2 separate regions of the Homo sapiens genome follow, and region 1 is linked to region 2. A link is a loop called in an ENCODE intact Hi-C map of the cell type or tissue named here. Cell type or tissue: IMR-90. All regions are shown on one strand. Links, peaks and the distances in the headings refer to the core of each region. The heading gives the core; the rest is flanking DNA. Region 1 overlaps GRIP1 (glutamate receptor interacting protein 1). Region 2 has its middle 23 kb from the start of HELB.

Region 1 (9,757 bases), core at 1,029-9,028, 130 kb after region 2:
ACAATAACCATCATAATAGTATACATAGAGATTGTAGGGGAAGGGTATAAAGGGGGAAAATGAGGCAAAGGAAATCAGTAACTGAAAATAAGATCTAGCTCTCCAAGTGCTCAGTTGTTTCAGAAACTCCTGCCAACTGGTAGACACAGCCTGGCTTTGAAACTGGGTGCATTGCCAGCTGTGCACACTATACATATTCATCTCTGGCTTGGCTTTTTCACTTTGCAAGGAAGGTAGCTGACATCTGCTGAGCAGGGCAAATCATGCAAAACAGGTTTCTCCACAGGGCTTTGCCTCTTCACTAGGACAGAACCCAGGCTGATGCTAAAGGCTTCCTCTCTATTTTGAAATCAATCCCCAAAAGAAAGTGCAACTGAAGCAGGCTTGTAAGGAGAGAAATGCAAATGTTGGCACAGAAAATCAGTTGCTTAAGAAATAATGAGTGCAAACCTGTGCATATTTTTAAACATTGGTTATAAAATATATTTGGATATAATCATTATTATCAATTGTACTGATGGATGCAACTATAGATTTTTTTTTACTTGGAAAAGGAATCATAAACACATAGCCTGACATAACCGTGAACTCTAGATCTAGATGACCTGATTAACAAAATCCCAGAACATTGCCACAACTTCATTATTGGTTGCAATGAAATTATATACAGTAGACGTTCTCTTAACCAATCTCCACTTAACCAATTTACTGAATTAATTGTGGCTGTTCGTCTTCCACCATAAAATGTACAGACCAATGCCATGGCATGCTCCAGAGCAATAGGTTTCTTTATGTTGCCCCTCTGGGCTTCTGCTCCTGCTCCTGCTTGAGTTGTAAACTTCAAAATCTAGAGGCAATTATATTTATTCCTAAACCCGTTTATGCCAGCTGTACTTGTTATTTTAACTATGTAATTTAATTAATCTTATATAACCTATGAAATATGAATGTAGTTGTTCTATGAAAACAAAATCCAATGGTTTGGAAAGATTCAATAAGGGTTCGTTAGGCAAAAATCTATGGCCAGGCGCAGTGGCTCACACCTGTAATCCCAGCACTTTGGGAGGCCGAGGTGGGCAGATCACTTGAGGTCAGGAGTTTGAGACCAGCCTGGCCAACATGGCAAAACTCCATCTCTACTAAAAATACAACAATTAGCCAGGAAAGGTGACACACACCAGTAGTTCCAGCTACTCAGGAGGCTGAGGCACAAGAATTGCTTGAACCTGGGAGGTGGAGGTTGCAGTGAGCAGAGTTGGCGCCACTGCACTCCATGGCACACTCCAGCCTGGGTGTGCCACACAAAACAAGAAACAAACAAACAAAACATCTACTGTTAATTACCTAATGGAAAAACTCTACAACATTGGGGAAAACCAAAATCTAGGTGGAGGAAGAATTCAGATTGCTATAAATTCTTTAAAGTCTCACTGCATTAAAAACCAAACCAAACCAAAATAAAACTGGAAATCATAAAATATATATTGTGGATACGGTTTAGGCAAACAAACAAAAAGACTTGTAAGTATAATCAGCAGAACCATATTAATAGGAAAGGCCTTGACTTTACCCACGAGATTGGCAAAATTGTAAATTAAACGTTTACTTTATGGATCCATATCACATTCTGTAATTCCCCACATTAGCTGACTCTTTTGGTGAATGGACACTTTTCAATTGGCTCTATATTCTTATCATAATCAGATAAGATGTCTCTTATTTCAGGGCTACCCAAAGTGTGCTCCTTGCACCACAGCTGTGGCAGCATCTGGGTGTTTATTAGGAATCCAGAATCTCAGGTCCCACCTGGGGTGGTGCCAGGATCTGTGTTTTAACAAGCTCTTCAGATATGATTCTATGCCCTCCTAAGTTTGATTGGAGGGCCTAAAAAATGTGTATAGCCCTTTTGAAAAGCAACATGGGGCATGACTGACTCATCAGGAATCATAGACATTTCCTTTGTATTCTTACTCAGCCATCCTGCTTCTAGGAATATTTTCTTATTTCAAAAGAAAAAAAAAGCTGGATAAAGATATCTATGCATAAAGATGTCTATAAGAGTACTATTTACAATAATGAAACAATTGGAAGCAATATAGTGATTTAAGAAGAGAAGAAAGGTAAATCACAGGCAGTCAATAAAAATGATAGATATTAAGAGTTTATAAAACGATCAAATGTTTACAATGTAAAATTAGGTAAAAAAATGCAACATTCACTTGGTTATAGTTATGCCATATGAATACCAATAAAAACTAGAAAACTACCAGTTTCACTGTATTAGATGATGATTTAGATTTCATCTTTAAAAATTATTTTCATGCAATTATAATATGTTTTCTATAATGAAAATATCTTAATGATATCATTTACAAGCACCATTATTTAAAATTTGTACTACACTCTCAGCACAAAATTTAAAGACTCTTTTAGCTGTGAAACACTGCTGCCACATCACTAGCCAGCTGTTGTATGTAAAACATCAAGATCTAATATCTTTGGTGACAGATGGGCAGTTCGAAAAATCAGTTTTAACTAAGGATGCTCTCAATACCTGAATTATCTTCATCTTTGCGGATTTTGAGCTTCACCAGGTCTTCACATTGCTGGAGGATCTGAACTGCATCTTCCATGGAACAGTTGTCCAGCCGGATATTATCTATTGCGAGCAATTTATCCCCAAGTTCCAGGGTCCCAGTTCTGTTAGTGAATGCAAAGTAACACATGACTAATGATGAGCACTTAACTAGGCCATTTAAAGAGGCATTAAGCATAATGCAGCATTATGGTAGTCTTTAGAGGAAAAGAGGTTCAACTGTTTTTAAATTGTACTTCATTGACAACTCCCTCCCTTCTTCTAGTCTTATTTGGGTTGCCTGCCATGATATTAAATTGCAGAGTATTAAAAACATTTTTTCTTATACTTTTTTCAATTAAACAAGAACATATGTGTCACTCAGGAAGCATACAATTCCTAGGAAGGGAGGTAATGGGCGAGGGTCTGCATAGACCCAGGTATCCTTGTCTTTCTCCATATTGTTGTATTACTTTTGATCCTTGGTAGTCCAGATACTAGGAGAGCATTAAGAGAATGACAGAAGGCAAGGTGTAATAGAGTTAGTGGAAGCCTAAGGCTTGCACCTCTGCTACTTCCACTTGCATCTGGAAACTCACTATGGCCAGAGTAGCATGAAAATTTATAGATGAATCCATAGCTTCTTATTTGGAAAGTGGCCACTGAGACTCTAAAACTGGCTGTGGACCAGGGTAGGTCTGTTGAAAAAAATTTTAAGGTCCATAATGAAACAACAAAAAAAATAATGTGAATGTAGTATGTATATGTTTCTATGTGTGTATATGTATATATACACAGATTTGTAAGAACAGCCTTTTATGCATTATATCTGTGCCAGAGACTGCTAATTGTCTCCCAGCATCCATTCTCCCTTCCCTTCTTTTAAGTTACCCTCTAAAAATGCATGCCCCAGACTCTCTGGGGACCCTCCCCACCTCCTGCCTGTAGCTAGAAAATGGTAACAGGAGGGAGGCGGAGCAAGGTGGCTGAATAAAAGCCTCCACTGATCATCCTCCTTGCAGGAACACCAAATTTAACAACTATCCATACAGAAAAGCACCTTTATAAGAACCAAAAATCAGATGAGCAATCACAGTACCTGGTTTTAACTTCATATCATTGAAAGAGGCACTGAAGAGGGTAGGAAAGAAAGTCTTGAACTGATGATGCCGGCCCCTCCCCCATTCCTTCTGCAGCAGCCACATGGCATGGAGAGAAAAACTGTGCACTTGTGGGAGGGAGAACACAGTGAGGGAGAGACTGCATTGAAACTCAGTGCTACCCTGTCACAGCGGAAAGCAACACTGGGCAGAAGTCAGCTGATATCCACGGAGGGAACATTTAGATCAGCCCTAGGCAGAGGGGAATCACCCATTCCGGTGGTCAGAACTTGAGTTCCAACACGCCTCACTGCTGCACGCTAAAGTGTTCTTGGGTACTAAATAAACTCAAGACAGTTTAAAGCCACAAAGACAGCAATTCCTGGACAAGCCCTGATGCTGTGCTGAGCTCAGAGCCAGTAGACTTGGGGGGCATGTGACCTAGTGAGAAACCAGCTGGGGTGGCTAAGTGAGTGCTTGCAACACCCCTCCCCTAGCCCTACACAGCACAGCTCACAACTCCCAGAGAGAGTCCTTCACTCTAACTGAGTAGAGAAGAGGGGAGAGTAAAGAAGACTTTGTCTTGCAACTTGGATATCAGCTCAGCCATAGTACGACAGGGCACCGGGCAGAGTCCTAAGGCCCCTTTTCTAGGTCTTTGCCCCGGGATAACATTTCTAGACACACCCAGGGCTGCAAGGGAACCTGCTGCCTTGAAGGGAAGGACCCAGTCCTGGCAGCATTTTTCACCTGCTGACTAAATATCCCTCGGGCCCTGAATAATCAGCAGCATGGCTGGGCGCGGTGGCTCATGCCTGTAATCCCAGCACTTTGGGAGGCCGAGGTGGGTGGATCACTTGAGACCAGGAGTTCAAGACCATCCTGGCCAGCATGGTGAAACTCGGTCTGTACTAAAAATACAAAAGTTAGCCAGGCGTGGTGGTGCACGCCTGTAATCCCAGCTATTCGGGAGGCTGAGGCAGGAGAATCACTTGAACCTGGGAGGTGCAGGTTGCAGTGAGCCGATTGCACCACTGCACTCCAGCCTGGGCAACAGAATGAGACTCTGTCTCAAAAAATAAATAAAATTAAATATAATAAAAAAATAAAATCAGCAGCAGTAGTCAGGTAGTACTTGCTGTGGGCCTTAGGTGAGACTCTGAGTTGTGCTGGCTTCAGGTGTGACCCAGCACATTCCCAGCTGTGGTGGCTATGGGGAGAGGCTGTTTCTGCTTGAGAAAAGCAGAGGAATAGTAAAAAGGACTTTATCTTGAAGCTTAGGTACCAGCTCTGCAACAGTAGGGTAGAGTACCAAGTGGGCTCTTGGGTTCCCTGATTCTAGGCCTTAGCTCTTGGACGTTTGTGGACCTGCTCTGGGACAGAGGGGAGCCCATCGCCTTGAAAGAAGAGTCCCGGCCCTGGCAGCATTCGCCACAAGCTGACTGAAGAGCCTTTGGGTCTTGAGTGAACATCAGCAATAGCCAGGCAGTACTTGCCATGGGCCTGGAGCAGTGGTGGCCAGGGGGAGAGACTTCTCTCCTTGAGGAAAGGATGGGAAGGACTTTGTCTTGTGTCTTGGGTGCCAGCTCAGCTATAGTAGAATAGAGCACCAGGTAGATTCCTAAGGTTTTTGACTCTAGGACCAGGCTCCTAGATGGCATCTTTAGACCTGCAAGGGGCCAGGGGGAGCTCACTGCCCTGAAAAGAAGGATACTACCCTGGCTGGCTTTGCCACCTGCTGATTGTAGAGCCTTTGGTCCTTGAGTGAACATGGCCTAGTGGTAGCCAGTAAGGGTTTACTGGCAGCCATAGTTGAGACCTAGTACCACGTTGGCTTCAGGTCTGAACCAGCATAGTCTCAGTGGTGGTGACCAAGGGGTGCTTGTGTCACCCCACCACCCCTCAGCTTCAGGCAGCTCAGCACTGAGAGAGAGACTATATCTGTTTGGAAGAAAAGGAAGAGAACAAGAGTCTCTGCCTAGTAATCCAGATGATTCTTCTGGATCTTACCCAAGACCACCAAGGCAGTATTTTTGAGTCTGCAAGAGCCATAGTGTTACTGGACTTGGGGTGCCCCCTAATGGAGATACAGGTGAAGTGACCAAAAACTTAGATCACAACACCCAAGCCCCTTCGAATACTTAGAAAGCCTTCCCAAGAAGGACAGGTACAAACAAGCCCAGACTGCAAAGACTATAATAAATACTTAACAATTCAATTCTCAGACACCAATGAACATCCATGAGCATCAAGACCATCTGAGAAAACACGACCTCACCAAGTGAACTAAATAAGGCACGAAAGACCAATCACAGAGAAATAGAGATGTATGGCCTTTCATACAGAGAATTCTAAATTACTGTTTTGAGTAAACAATAAAGTTTTGAGTGTGTGATAATACAGATCATAAATTCAGAATCCTATCAGATAAATTCAACAAAGAGATTAAAATAATTTTAAAAAATCCAGCAGAAATTCTGGAGTTGAAAAATGCAATTGACACACTAAAAAAATGCATCAGAGTCTCTTAACAACAGAATTGATGAAGCAGAAGAGATAATTAGTGGCCGGGCGCGGTGGCTCACGCCTGTAATCCCAGCACTTTGGGAGGCCGAGGCGGGCGGATCACGAGGTCAGGAGATCGAGACCATCCCGGCTAAAACGGTGAAACCCCGTCTCTACTAAAAATACAAAAAATTAGCCGGGCGTAGTGGCGGGCGCCTGTAGTCCCAGCTACTTGGGAGGCTGAGGCAGGAGAATGGCGTGAACCCGGGAGGCGGAGCTTGCAGTGAGCCGAGATCCCGCCACTGCACTCCCGCCTGGGCGACAGAGCGAGACTCCGTCTCAAAAAAAAAAAAAAAAAAAAAAGAAGAGATAATTAGTAAGCTTGGAGACAGGACATTTGAAAATACACAGCCAGAGAAGATGAAAGAAAAAAAAAAGCTGGGCCAGGCATGGTGGCTCACGCCTATAATCCCAGCACTTTGGGAGGCCGAGGTGGGCAGATCACCTGAGGTCAGGAGTTCGAGACAAGCCTGGCCAACATGGTGAAAGCCCGTCTCTACTAAAAATACAAAAAAAAAAAAAAAAATAGCTGGGCATGGTGGTGTGCAGCTGTAATCCCAGCCACTTGGGAGGCTGAGGCAGGAGAATCGCTTGAACCCAGGAGGCAGAGGTTACAGTGGGCCGAGATTGCACCACATCACTCAGCCTGGGCATCAGAGTGAGACTCTGTCTCAAAACAAACAAACAAACAAACAAACAAACAGACAAACAATGAAGCACACCTACAAGATCTAAAAAATAGCCTCAAAAGGCCAAATCTAAGAGTTATCGGCCTTAAAGACGAGGTAGAGAGAGGGATGGGGTAGAAATTTTATTCAAAGGGATAATAACAGAGAACTTCCCAAACATAGAGAAAGATATCAATATTCAAGTACAAGAACCTTATAGACCACCTGCAGGAATTTCAGCAACTACAAATGCAAAATAACTGAAATCATAACAGTCTCTCAAGACCACAGCACAATCAAATTAAACCCAAGATTAAGAAATTCACTCTAAGCCAGGGTTTTATGAATAGAACTCTGATCTTCTTGGGATGGAGCCCCTTGCAGGAGGGGAAGCCATGGTCTCTCTTGTTCAGTTGACTTAGCCTTTCCTGCCTGCTGGCTCTGGAGGGTCTGGGTGGTCTGGATGAGGGTGGTTCCCCAAATCACAGTGCACCTGCTCTGTCAAGCGGCAGCCAGACTGCTTTTTTAAGCGGGTCCCTGATACCGTTCCTCCTGACTGGGTGTGACCTCCCAACAGGGGTCTCCAGGTCTCCAGATCGGCATCAGGTCAGTGCCCCTCTGGGACAGAGCTCCCAGAGGAAGGAGAAGGCTCCCATCTTTGCTGTTTTGTAGCCTTTGCTGTCACAGGAGGGATCCAGGCTTGGGGTCTGGAGTAGACCCCCAGCAAACCACAACGGCACTACAGAAGGGGGCCTGACTGTTAAAAGAAAAACAAATAAGCAGAAAGCAACAACGGTAACATCATTAACGAAAAGACCCCACAAAAACTCCATTCACAGATCAGCAACCTCAAAGATTGAGGGTAGATAAGTTCACAAAGATGAGAAAGAATCAACTTAAAACTGCTGAAAACTCAAAAAGCCAGAGTGCTTCTTCTCTTCCAAATAACTGCGACACTTCTTCAGCAAGGGCACAGAACTGGGCTGAAGCTGAGATGACTGAATTGGCAGAAGTAGGCTTCAAAAGGTGGGTAATAATGAACTTCACTGAACTAAAGGAGCATGTTCTAACCCAATTCAAATAAGCTAAGAATCATAATAAAACATTACAGGAGCTGATGACCAGAATAGCCAGTTTAGTGACAAACATAAATGACCTTATGGAGCTGAAAAACACAACATGATAACTTCACAACGCAATCACAAGTGTCCATAGCCAAATAGACTAAGTGGAACAAAGAATCTCAGAGTTGAAGACTATCTTTCTAAAATAAGACAGGCAGACAAGAATAGAGAAAAGAGAATAAAAAGGAATAAACAAAACCTCCAAAAATATGGGATTATGTAAAAAGACCAAATCTATGACTGATTGGGGTACCTGAAGGAGAAGGGGAGAACAGAACTAAGTTGGAAAATGTACTTCAGGATATAATCCAGGAGAACTTCCCTAGCCTAGCAAGACAGGCCAACATTCAAATTTAGGAAATCCAGAGAACCTCAATAAGATACTACAGGAGAAGATCAACCCCAAGACACATAATCGTTGGATTCTCCAAGGTCGAAATGAAAGAAAAAAATGTTAAGCATAGCCAGAAAGAAAAGCCAGGACGCCTACAAAGGGAAGTCCATCAGACCAACAGCAGACCTCTCAGCAGAAACTCTACAAGCCAGAAGAGTTTGGGGGCCAATATTCAACATTCTTAAAGAAAATAATTTCCAACCCAGAATTTCATATCTGGCCAAACTAAACTTCATAAGCAAAGGAGAAATAAGATCCTTTTCGGACATATAAATGCTGAGGGAATTCATCACTATCAGGCCTACCTTGCAAGAGCTCTTAAAAGAAGAGCTAAATATGGAAAGGAAAAACCATTACCAGCTGCTACAAAAACACACTGAAATGCACAGACCAGTGACACTATGAAGCAACCACATAAACAAGTTTGCAAAATAACCAACTAGCATCATGATGACATGATCAAATTAACACATATCAACACTAAACTTAAATGTAAACAGGATAAATGCCCCAGTTAAAAGACACAGAATGGCAAACTGGATAAAGAGAGAGCCAAGACCTATTGGTATGCTGTCTTCAAGAGACCTATCTCACATGCAGTGACACACATAGGCTCAAAATAAAGTGATGGAGTAAAATTTACCAAGCAATGAAAAACTGACAAAAGCAGAGCCTGCACTCCTAATTTCTGACAAAAGATACTTTAAACCAACAAAGATAGAAAAAAAATGTTAAATTCAACAAGAAGAGCTAAGTATCCTAAATATATATGCCCCTAATACAGGAGCACCCAGATTCATAAAGCAAGTTCTTAGAGACCTATGAAGAAACTTATACTCCCACACAGTGACAGTGGGATATTGTAACACCCCGCTGACAATATTAGACAGATCATCGAGACAGAAAATAAACAAAGATATTCAGGACTCGAACTCAGCTCTGGATCAAGTGGACCTGACAGATATCTACAGAACTCTCCACCCCAAAACGACAGAATATACATTCTTCTCATTGCCACATGACACTTACTCTAAAATTGATCACATAATTGGAAGTAAAACATTCCTCAGCAAATGCAAAATAACTGAAATCATAACAGTCTCTCAGACCACAGCACAATCAAATTAAACTCAAGATTAAGAAATTCACTCTAAACCACACTACTACTTGGAAATTGAACAGCCTGCCCCTGAGTGAACCTTGGGTGAATAATAAAATTAAGGCAGAAATCAAGAAGTTCTTTGAAACTAATGAGAACAAAGAGACCAACAACCAGTTCTGAAATTGAGACAGTAATAAATAGGCTACCAACCAAAAAAATCCCAGGACCA
Region 2 (9,757 bases), core at 661-8,660:
CTAGCCATCAATTTTTATTTTTATTTTATTTGTATTACCCCATACCCACTCCTCAGCCCTAGCCAACTACTAACCTACTACCTGTCTCTAGAGATTTGCCTATTCTGGATGTTTCAAATAAATGTTTAATACAATATGTGGTCTTTTGTGACTGTCTTCTTTCACATAATATGTTTTCAAAGTTCATCCATGTTGTAGCATGTATCAATACTTCATTCCTTTTTATTGCTGAATAATATTCCATTGTATGGATATAACACTTTATCTACTTATCAGTTGATGGGTATTTGGGGTGTTTGCAGGGACTTCAACATTGCATAGCTTGTTTGTGAAAGATTTTGGCTATTATGAATAATACTGCTATGAACATTCATGTACAGGTTTTTGTATGGATATGTTTTCAGTTATCTTGGGTATATAACTCAGAGTGGGATTGCTGAGTCATACGGTAACCCTAAATTTAACATTTTGAGAAATTGCTTAACTATTTTCAAAGCAGTTGCACCCTTTTGCAACCCCATCAGCAACGTATAAGGGTTCCAATTTCTCTACATCCTTGCCAATATTTGTTATTTTCTGTTTTTTTTTTTTAAGTATAGTCAACTTTTGGGTGTGAAATGGTATCTTGTAGTTTTGATTTACATTTCCCTGATGAATGACATTGAACATCTTTTTATATGACTGTTGTTCATTTGTATTTCATCTTTGGAAAAATGCCTATTCAAATCCTTTGCCATTTAAAAATTGAGTTGTTTATCTTTTTATTGTTTAGTTGTAACAGTTTTTTATATATTCTGAATACTAGTCTCTTATCTGATACATAATTTACAAAATATATTTATGAGTTGTCTTCATTTTCTTTCTTTTCTTTTTGTGCCATACCAATAACTGGTTTTAATTTTTTTAAAAAAGGAAATGCTATAATTTTTAAGAAGAGTTCCAAAAAATTTAACAGCATTTCCAGCAATGATTATTTCTGAAATAAAAAGATATGAAACATAATTTATACAAAACTAAAAACCAAAAGCATTCCTTCTTGCTTTTTCCTTTTTAAAAAAATCCAGACCATTTGTCACAAGAAAGTTTGGGAAGTTACAGCAGCTGCAGCCTCAGTCACCCTCAGAATTGCTGTCCTTCCTCCTGGGGACAGAGCACCTCACTGAGGACAGCAACATGTCTTCAATCAGTTTCTTAGGGTTTGCCTCCAGGTCTATCTTAGTTGCTCTAGATTCAGTTTCCACTCCAACTCATCTCTCGACAGGTTCATGCCGCCAAACACCAGAGGACTGATAAACTGAGCCTTGATATCTCCTTCCAGGTAAACAAATATCATGGGCAGATTCCTAACAGGTTAATTGGGTATGCAGGTTGTTGAAATGGCTTTGATAAATTTGACACCAGGAAACTTCCTGGCAAGTCCACCGAGGTGCTGATTTATCAGGGCACAGAGGGGAAATTCCTTGTTTTTAAAGGTGCAAGATTACCCGCAAACTCTCACCAGCTTTGGTAACTTCTTGAACATAATCCTTTCCTGAGATCTCCAAAACTTCTCCAGATTTATTCTTCAGTTTAGTTGCTTTCCACTCAGATAGTCTCTGCTGTCTGTACATTTCAATAGCATGTTCATCCTCCTCATTAAATTTGTCTTCATGATCCTCCAGCTCTTCCAAAGTCATATCTTCATACATTTTCACCACTGACTGCTGGAGGATGCGCTGTTCCTCTTCTTCCTTGTTTTCCAATTCTTTCAGACTTTCCTTGGGGGGCAAGATGCCCTTTTTGCGTAGGATGTCATTCCACTCAGTGTCTGTGTTGGGGCCCTACATCTTGTTTTCAATGAGTTGTCTTCATTTTCTTGATGTCTATTGAAGTACAAAAGTTCTAAATTTTGATTAAGTCTAATTTCTCCATTTTTCTTTTGTTATTTATATTTTTGATATATGAAAGCAACCAGTGCTTAATCTAAGAGTGACTCTGATTTTTTCTGAGTTTAATTTTTTCAGTTCTTACTTTTAGGTCTATGATCCATTTTGAGTTAATTTTTGTATATGTTTTGATATGTGTTCAACTTTGTTTTTTTGCACGTGAATATCCAATTATAGAAGTACTTTGTATATTCTGGTTATAAGGCCCATATTGGTTTTATGTGCAGCAAATATCTGCTCTGTGGCTTGCCTTTCACTCTTTTGATGGTGACTTTTAGATAATATAAACTGATAAAGTTGAGTGCATTAAAATTAAGAGTTTCACTGGGTACAGTAGCCTGTGATCCCAGCACTTTGGGAGGCTGAGGCAGGAGAATCACTTGAGTCCACAAGTTCTAGACCAGCCTGGGCAACATAGCAAGACCCCCATCTCTACCGAAAATAAAAGAAAAAAAATTAAGAGTTTCTGTTGATCAAAACCCCTTAGGAGTGGGCCTTCCTGATTGGCCTCCCATATAATATTCCAGGCTTATCTCCTATGTGTACCATCTGTTTTAGCCACAGTAAATTATTTTCCTCTCTCTAAATACATTCTGTCCATTTCCAACTCTGACTCTAACTAGAAACACTTCTGTTTTCACATTTTAAAGTCGTATTCATTGGCCGGGTGTGGTGGTGCACACCTGTAGTCCCAGCTACTCTGGAGGCTGAGGCAGGAGATTCGCTTGAACCCAGGAGGTACAGGATGCAGTGAGCGAAGATCGCACCACTGCACTCCAGCCTGAGCAACAGAGTGAGATGCCATCTCAAAAATACATAAATAAATAAATAAATAAATAAATAAATAAATAAATAAATAAAGTTTTATTCATTTTTAAGGAGAGCTTAAATAATACTCATCTGTGCTAGGTGTTGTTGCTACAAAGGTGGGCAAGACAGAGAATCCCTGTCTTCTCTACATTATAATAATGGGATTAGATAATCAAGAAAGCAATTTAAATGAAATGTTATGAGAACTTTGATAGGAAAACTATGTTATAGGAGCATTTATCTGTTATTACATATGAAGAGCTCAGAGTAGTACCTGGCTTGCAGTGGGCACTATAATTTTTATCATCATTCTTATCATTAGGATAAGTGTCTCTACAGAATGAAAAACTTTTCCTCTAGAGGGATTAGGGAAGGGTCCTTAGAGAAATTTGTACCTGTAAAAGACCTGAAGGCAAGAGAGAACCTGACATATGAGATAATCCACACCAGGTCAGTAGAGCTGGAGCTTAGCATGATGTGAAAGAGGGCAGTGGCCAGAGAGAAGAGAAACTCAGGAGTTATGCACAAGCCAGCTCAGAAAGGACTTTTTCATCATGTTTTCTGCTACGGGCCATGAGAAGCCATTGATGGGATAAATTTTTAGGATGACTCTTACGTGCATTGTGGAGAATGGGTCAGAAAAGCACGAGAAGGGAATCGGCAAGACCTTTTAGGAGGCTGTTCGGGAAGAAGCCATGGCAGCCTAAACTGGGATAGTCCAGGAGATGGAGGGAAGTGGGCAGAACAAGCATATTTTTCAGAGGTAGAATTTGTAGAACTATAAATTCTATGAAGGAATCAAAGGGCAGGTGGGGAAGAGAGAGGCAGGAGTTGAGGTTGCCTCTAAGATTCTAGCCTGAGCAATCAGGTGGAGGAGAGTACCATTCAAGGTGCTAATGAACTCTGTTGGAGGGACTGGTGCCACAGATAGGTCATGAGGTTTCTTCATGACTCCAGCAGTTGACATGGATCATGCCTTTCTCAGGTCTCATTTAGTATGTCATTTCTATTTCTGTCATAATACATAGTAGGGCCATGGACTATTAGAGCTGCATGGGATCTCAAAGATTAGCAACAACTTCATTTCATAGGATCTTCAAGAGTCACGAAATTCTCCAGCCTTCTGTGGTCCCCCTAAACAAAATATCTCAGGAACATATGGTGTGTAATTGCAGGAAATACAATCATGTCCCAGCTATTTCTGAGTGTTCCAAGGAGGATGTTTCCACAGCCAGTTGTCACCTATAAACCACCAGCACTCCTGTTAGTTGCTTAACCCTCTGTCCATCACCTCCTTGCCTCTCCATGACTTTGGGAGTACTTCCATAACTTTGGGAACTCTATCTGGGCTATTTCACTCTTCCCAAACCTACCTCTCCAAGATAAATTCTGCTGTATTTTTCCAATACTATTTTTTTTTTCTTCCTGACATCCATCCTTTATTTTGATGACAGGCTAGAAATCCCAAAAACTTAAGTGACTTCAACGTTGCATAGCTTGTTTGTGAAAGATTTTAGACCAGAATGTTTTTTCCTGGGACTTCTGACTTCCAGTCCAGTATATGTGCCGTACAAGTCTCTCTTGTCTTCTAGCCTGGGAGCTTCTTGAGGACATGGAATGTTCACTAGCTCATCACATAACCTGGAACATGGACTATGCCCAGTGAATGTTTGCTGGATGCGCATGCTTTATCCATATTCCTTCAACATTATTTTAAGCCCAAGCTGTTGGGTTTTTCCCTCCAGCACCAGTGACCAACCATGACCAGCAGAGGACAGCAGAGGTGGAAAAGCACTGGCTCTGGAGGGGCTAAATGAAGTGTTGGAACCAAGTCAAAGAAGGAAACATCAAAAACAGAGACATGAAATACAAAACATAGGGTGCTAGATTTAGCAAATAAAAATACAGGATGCTCTGGGCCACACTTATATTAAAAATTATTCATTGTTATTTGAAATTCAAATCATCTGAGTGTCTTATATTTTACCTGCAACTCTGACAAGTACTACTGCACCTGAACCTGATACTCAAGAAGTGGCAATGGTCCTTATCAGAAATATATTGGAAGGAAATTGATAGGGAAGGTGTGTGGCGAGCTTACAAAAATCAAACATGAGTGCTCATCACACAGGAAACTGGCTGACTAAAGTTCAGCCAATATCAAAGGCTGCCCTGGTGAAAAAGACTTTGCAGTGGACCCTGGAGTGATCAGGGTGACATATCCTTCCTCTCTTATTTCCTATATAAGATACGATCCTTCATGCAAACAATACAACAGATGAAAACAGAGGAAAGAGGCTGGGCAAAATCATAGATTGAGTAATAATTGTTTAATTCCACACTCTGACTGTTATAACTTCAGTTATAACTTGTATCAATCTTCCTTCCTTTTTTAAAAAATAAAGCAAAACAACAACAACAAAAAAAACAGGGTCTCACTCTGTCCCCCAGGCTGGAGTGCAGTGGTGCAACCAACTGGGTCTACAGGTGCATGCTACCGTTCCTGGCTTATTTTTAAAATTTTTTTTTTGTTGAGATAGGGTTTCCCTATGTTGCCCAGCATGGTCCTGTACTCTTAACTTCCAGTGATCCTCCCTTCTCAACCTCTCAAAGAGCTGGGAGTACAGATGTGAGCCACTGTGCCCAACCCAACTTCCTTTCCTTGATCTTGGGGTCTTTTAACTTATGTAACAATTCTATTCCATTCCAGAATCTACCATTTCCACATAATTTTCAATAACACTTTCTCTCCCTTCAGGCTCTTGTTAGAGACCTCCTGCAATTCCACTTCTTAAATGGACTTTAATTAATTGGAGGCCTCCATTCTTAATCCAATGGATAAACATGAACGTTGAATAATGTGAGACATAAATTTATTTCAATGCCCATTTACTGAGTACCTACTGCGTCGAAGAAAGGCTTCACCATTAAGTAACTCATAATCTAGTTAATAAATTTATTAGAAACCAAAGGGAAGATCCTATGTCTTAGAAGCACATTAATCCAGGTTGCCAGAAAACAACTGGTCCCTTCATAAATCATGGGAATTCCTATGAATTCCTTTGGAAGCCACCTCAGGGTGAGAAAAGTCATGAGTGTGTTGCAGTTGGTCTATGAAATTGGGAAAGTTATCACTAGGGCATTTTTTAAAATTCCTTCCTCTTTCAGAGCACGCTTGGCTGCTTCCTTTTTGGATGCAAGCTGAGCTGACAGAGTCTAACCTCAGTCACATGCTGTGTATAGAAGCCACAGAAACACAAACAGAAGCCAGACATGGTGGCTTTCACCTGTAATCCCAGCACTTGGGAGGCCAAGGTGGGTGGATCACTTGAGGTCAGGAGTTTGAGACCATTCTGGGCAACATGTTGAAAAAAATACAAAAAATAAAAAATTAGTTGGTCATGGTGGTGCACACTTGTAGTCTCAGCTAGTTGGGAGGCTGACATAGAGGATCACCTGAGCCTGGGAAGTCAAGGTTGCAGTGAGCTGTAATTATGCCACTGCACTCCAGCCTGGGCAACAGGATGAGACCTTGTCTCAAAAAAAAAAAAAAAAAAAAAAAAAAAAAATGAAGAAGAAGAATTAAAAAGAAAAGACAGAAAGAAAAAAGAAACACACACAGACACATTTGCAGCAGCATGGCTGCAGGAAGAATGAATGGTGATAACTGGCGAGGAGGGCAGGTTTCTAAGAATCCTAAAATGTTAACACTTGAAAGACCTTAGTTTATCAATCTCCTGGTCCAACCTCCTCATTTATGGATGTGGTGTCTGAGCCCAGAATTGAAAGGACTTGCATAAGGTCTCATGCTAAGCTTGTGATAGGACTGGGATGTGAATCCGATTCTTTTTAATATATGTCTCAGATTAGGTTCTGAAGGTCTAAATATGACCTTCTGTGACATTTGGCTAGTGTATTAGTCCATTTTCATACTGCTATGAAGAAATATCTGAGACTGGGTAGTTTATAAAGAAAAACAGGTTAAATGGACTCACAGTTCCAAATGGCTGGGGAGGCCTCACAATCATGGTGGAAGATGAAGAAGGAGCAAAGGCATGTCTTACATGGCAGCAGGCAAGAGAGCATGTGCAGGGGAACTGCCCTTTATAAAACCATCAGATCTCGTGAGACTTATTCACTGTCGTGAGAACAGCACGGGAAAAACCCACCCCCATTATTCAGTTACCTCCCATGGGGTTCCTCCCATGACACATGGGGATTATGGGAGCTACAATTCAAGATGAGATTTGGGTGGGGACACAGCCAAACTATATCAGCTAGTGACCATTTTCTCCTGGAAACTCTTTAGGTCCTTGACTTCTATGACCTTTTCCCCTCCAGGCTGTACCCTGCTCCTCCTGAATGTTCCTTCTGTCTTCTTTGCTAGTGTCTTCCCCTATTCTACCCTTAAAAAGGAATGTTCCTTAGAGTTCACACCCTTTCTCATTCTCCCTGCACAATCTCATCAATTATTATTGTTTTAGTTACTGTAAAAACTACATCTTTGACTCGAAAATCTTTGTCTTTAGTTCTGATCATTTCCCTAAGATCTATATATTCAACTGTTATCTAGATATCTCTTTCCATATGTTCCACAGACATCTTAAGCTGTCTACCTCCGAGCTATGATCTTGCCCATCTTTCCTCCAAACTAGTTGCCCTTCCTGTATTTTATGTCTTAGATAGTGACATTGTGATCCATTCAAATTACCTTGTCCCTATCCCCGTTATCCAGTTGGCCATCAAACCCTCTCAACTCTGTTGTTTAACATTCCTTGAACCCATCACCTCCTCAACATCCTAAAACCTTTGCTTTAGTTTAGGCCTGTAGTCATAGATTCACAGAAAACAAGTAAGACAGGACATGTGTCATTAACAGGGAACAGTTATGACTAGGACCAATTAGAGACAATAGACCTTATTTAAAGGGAGCACAGAGTACTTAGTTTAAACAGACTCTCTCCTGCGAGAACAAAGGCCCAGTATTCCCAGATATTTTAAATTTAAAAGAAACCTACATTTTTAACGTGAAATCTTTTTAAGTGGGGCAAGTAGTTCAATTTTTTAAATAACTTATATATTGAATAGGAAGTAAACATACACTGTCCCTACCTCCAACACACATACATAATGCCTGTGGGCTAGATTGTGTCCTTGGGCTGCCAGTTTGCAATTTCTGTGTAGCCTCTCATTTTCTCTTACATGGACTATTGCAAGTGTTTCCTAAGTAGTCTTCCTCACTCCACTCTGTGGCCAGAGTAATCATCCTACAGATGTAATGACATGATGATGTTGATCATTATAATCACGGTTTGAGAACTCACTATGTGTCAGTTACCATGACATATTTATCCCATTTAATCCTTCAAAGAGCCCCATGAGGTACTATCATGGTCACCCTTTTGCAGAGTAGGAAATTGGTTAAGCACCTCTGATATTCCAACTCCAGAGCTTACGCTCTTAATGACTGTTTTCTACTCTGTTCCTTTCCTGTGGCCTCCCATTTTCTAATCCAGCGGTTTTTATCTTCTGTAGAGCCTCCATCCCCTAATAAATACTGCAGACCTCAGAAAAATCCATACCTAATTCTTATAAATTTTATATGCAGTATCTGGGGGAAATCATAGACCCACATGAAGCTCTTCCATGGTCTCAAAGGTCCATGGATCCTGAGTTTAAAATCCACTGGTCTATAGTACAAAGTTAATACCCCTTAGTATGGCATTTGAGAGCCTCCATAATCCAGGTGCTGCCTGACTTTCCACCTTCCTCTCCCCAGCTCCTTGTAGCTGCTAAAATCATGCTCGCTTCTTCTTTCTCTGTATCTGCTATTCCCTCTATTTGGAAAGCTCTTTCCTCTACCTTGTCAGCTGACTCAGTTTCTACAGATTCAGCTAATAGAAAGCATTGTCTATCTGTAACCTAACCTAGTGCCTCTAACACTTCCTTGCACTTGTTGTTTACAAGGCTGCTTCCCCATTAGACTACGAGCTCCTTCTTGAGGGCAAGGACCATGCTTTGTCCATCTGCAACTCTACATCTAGCACAGTGCCTGAGACATAGCAGGTGATCAGCAAATACTCGAATGAATAAAAGTGGACTGATGAGGTCATAGGAAGCAAGCTAGATGCCAAGGTCAGAAGGGCTAAATGAGTATAGACATTGGGCATGATAATATGAGAAGTTTTAACCAGTGAGCTTTCTGCACTTTCCAATTCATTGACTTTCTTCACTCATTCAGTGCCCTGAGAACTACTTCCCTTCCACAGACCAGGCAGCTGATGTTAAATATCAAATTCTTGGCTTTTGTTTGAAAAAAATCAGTGCAGAAAGATATGAGAAAGCCTGCTGACCAAGCTCCCCCACCACTCTGCAGTGCCCCTTACACAATGTTCCAACACTAGAAAACAGTCTTTTTAGTGCCAGATAGGGGTGGAAGAAGAGAAGGAAAGGAAGCAGGTGAGTTAGTCATTGGCCGGACTTCCTAGAAGGAAGGCAGAGCTCACCTTCATGATCTTAACTCCAAGACAGGGTGGGAGGGTGGCCCTCAGAAAAGTCTGAGGATTTGAGAAGGGAGGACTTGTAGCCTGCTTTCTGTCTGGGATGCTGGAAGGCAACAGCCTCAGGAGAGTTCCCTGTAGCACTGTGGTGCAAGAGAACTCAGGCTGTGGATGGCTGGATGACGTGCTAATGGCAAGATGCCTTGAGGTGGCTCTATCACTTTTCCTGCAGCCTTGAGAATGGGCAAATTTCCCTGAGTCCCCAAGAAAAGACACAGTGTTTGTTTGAGACAAGGATGTGGGCCCCGAAATTGGCATGCATTTGTGACATGGAAGCACCATAGTGAAAAATGGTGTGGACCCTGCAGCCCTGGACCAGATAGGGCCATGGAGCCTTCAGTGGGTACCAGAGGAGAGACAACCATGCTCAGGGTTAGATAAGACTTGTACACCTCAGCAAACGCTGGCACAGGGAAAAGGACAATTGCAGATATTTCCTACAGGGCCATGAATCCATAGAAC

Evidence for each region. Peaks named below come from ENCODE experiments on the same cell type or tissue, not always from the same donor. Only the 100,000 strongest peaks of a DNase experiment are listed, where the experiment ranks them.
Region 1: a loop joins it to region 2, with 8 times the contacts of the local background. A loop is called at or near these places in 71 of 110 quality-filtered maps.

The regions. Positions count from the first base shown.
Region 1 is chr12:66,403,729-66,413,485 of GRCh38, forward strand. It overlaps GRIP1 (glutamate receptor interacting protein 1), which reads right to left. Exons shown (of 25, transcript NM_001366722.1): 16 at 2,555-2,700. Among named protein-coding and RNA genes, the nearest start is that of HELB, 110 kb to the left of the region's middle. RefSeq lists an enhancer at 4,097-4,597. In IMR-90, for the core only: a CTCF peak has its summit at 5,748 (motif pointing left); DNase peaks (open chromatin) are centred at 1,933 and 5,713; H3K27ac peaks cover 185 bases.
Region 2 is chr12:66,274,824-66,284,580 of GRCh38, forward strand. It overlaps the pseudogene PDCL3P7. Among named protein-coding and RNA genes, the nearest start is that of HELB, 23 kb to the right of the region's middle. In IMR-90, for the core only: a CTCF peak has its summit at 4,516 (motif pointing right); no DNase peak of the experiment used is centred there; H3K27me3 peaks cover 1,305 bases.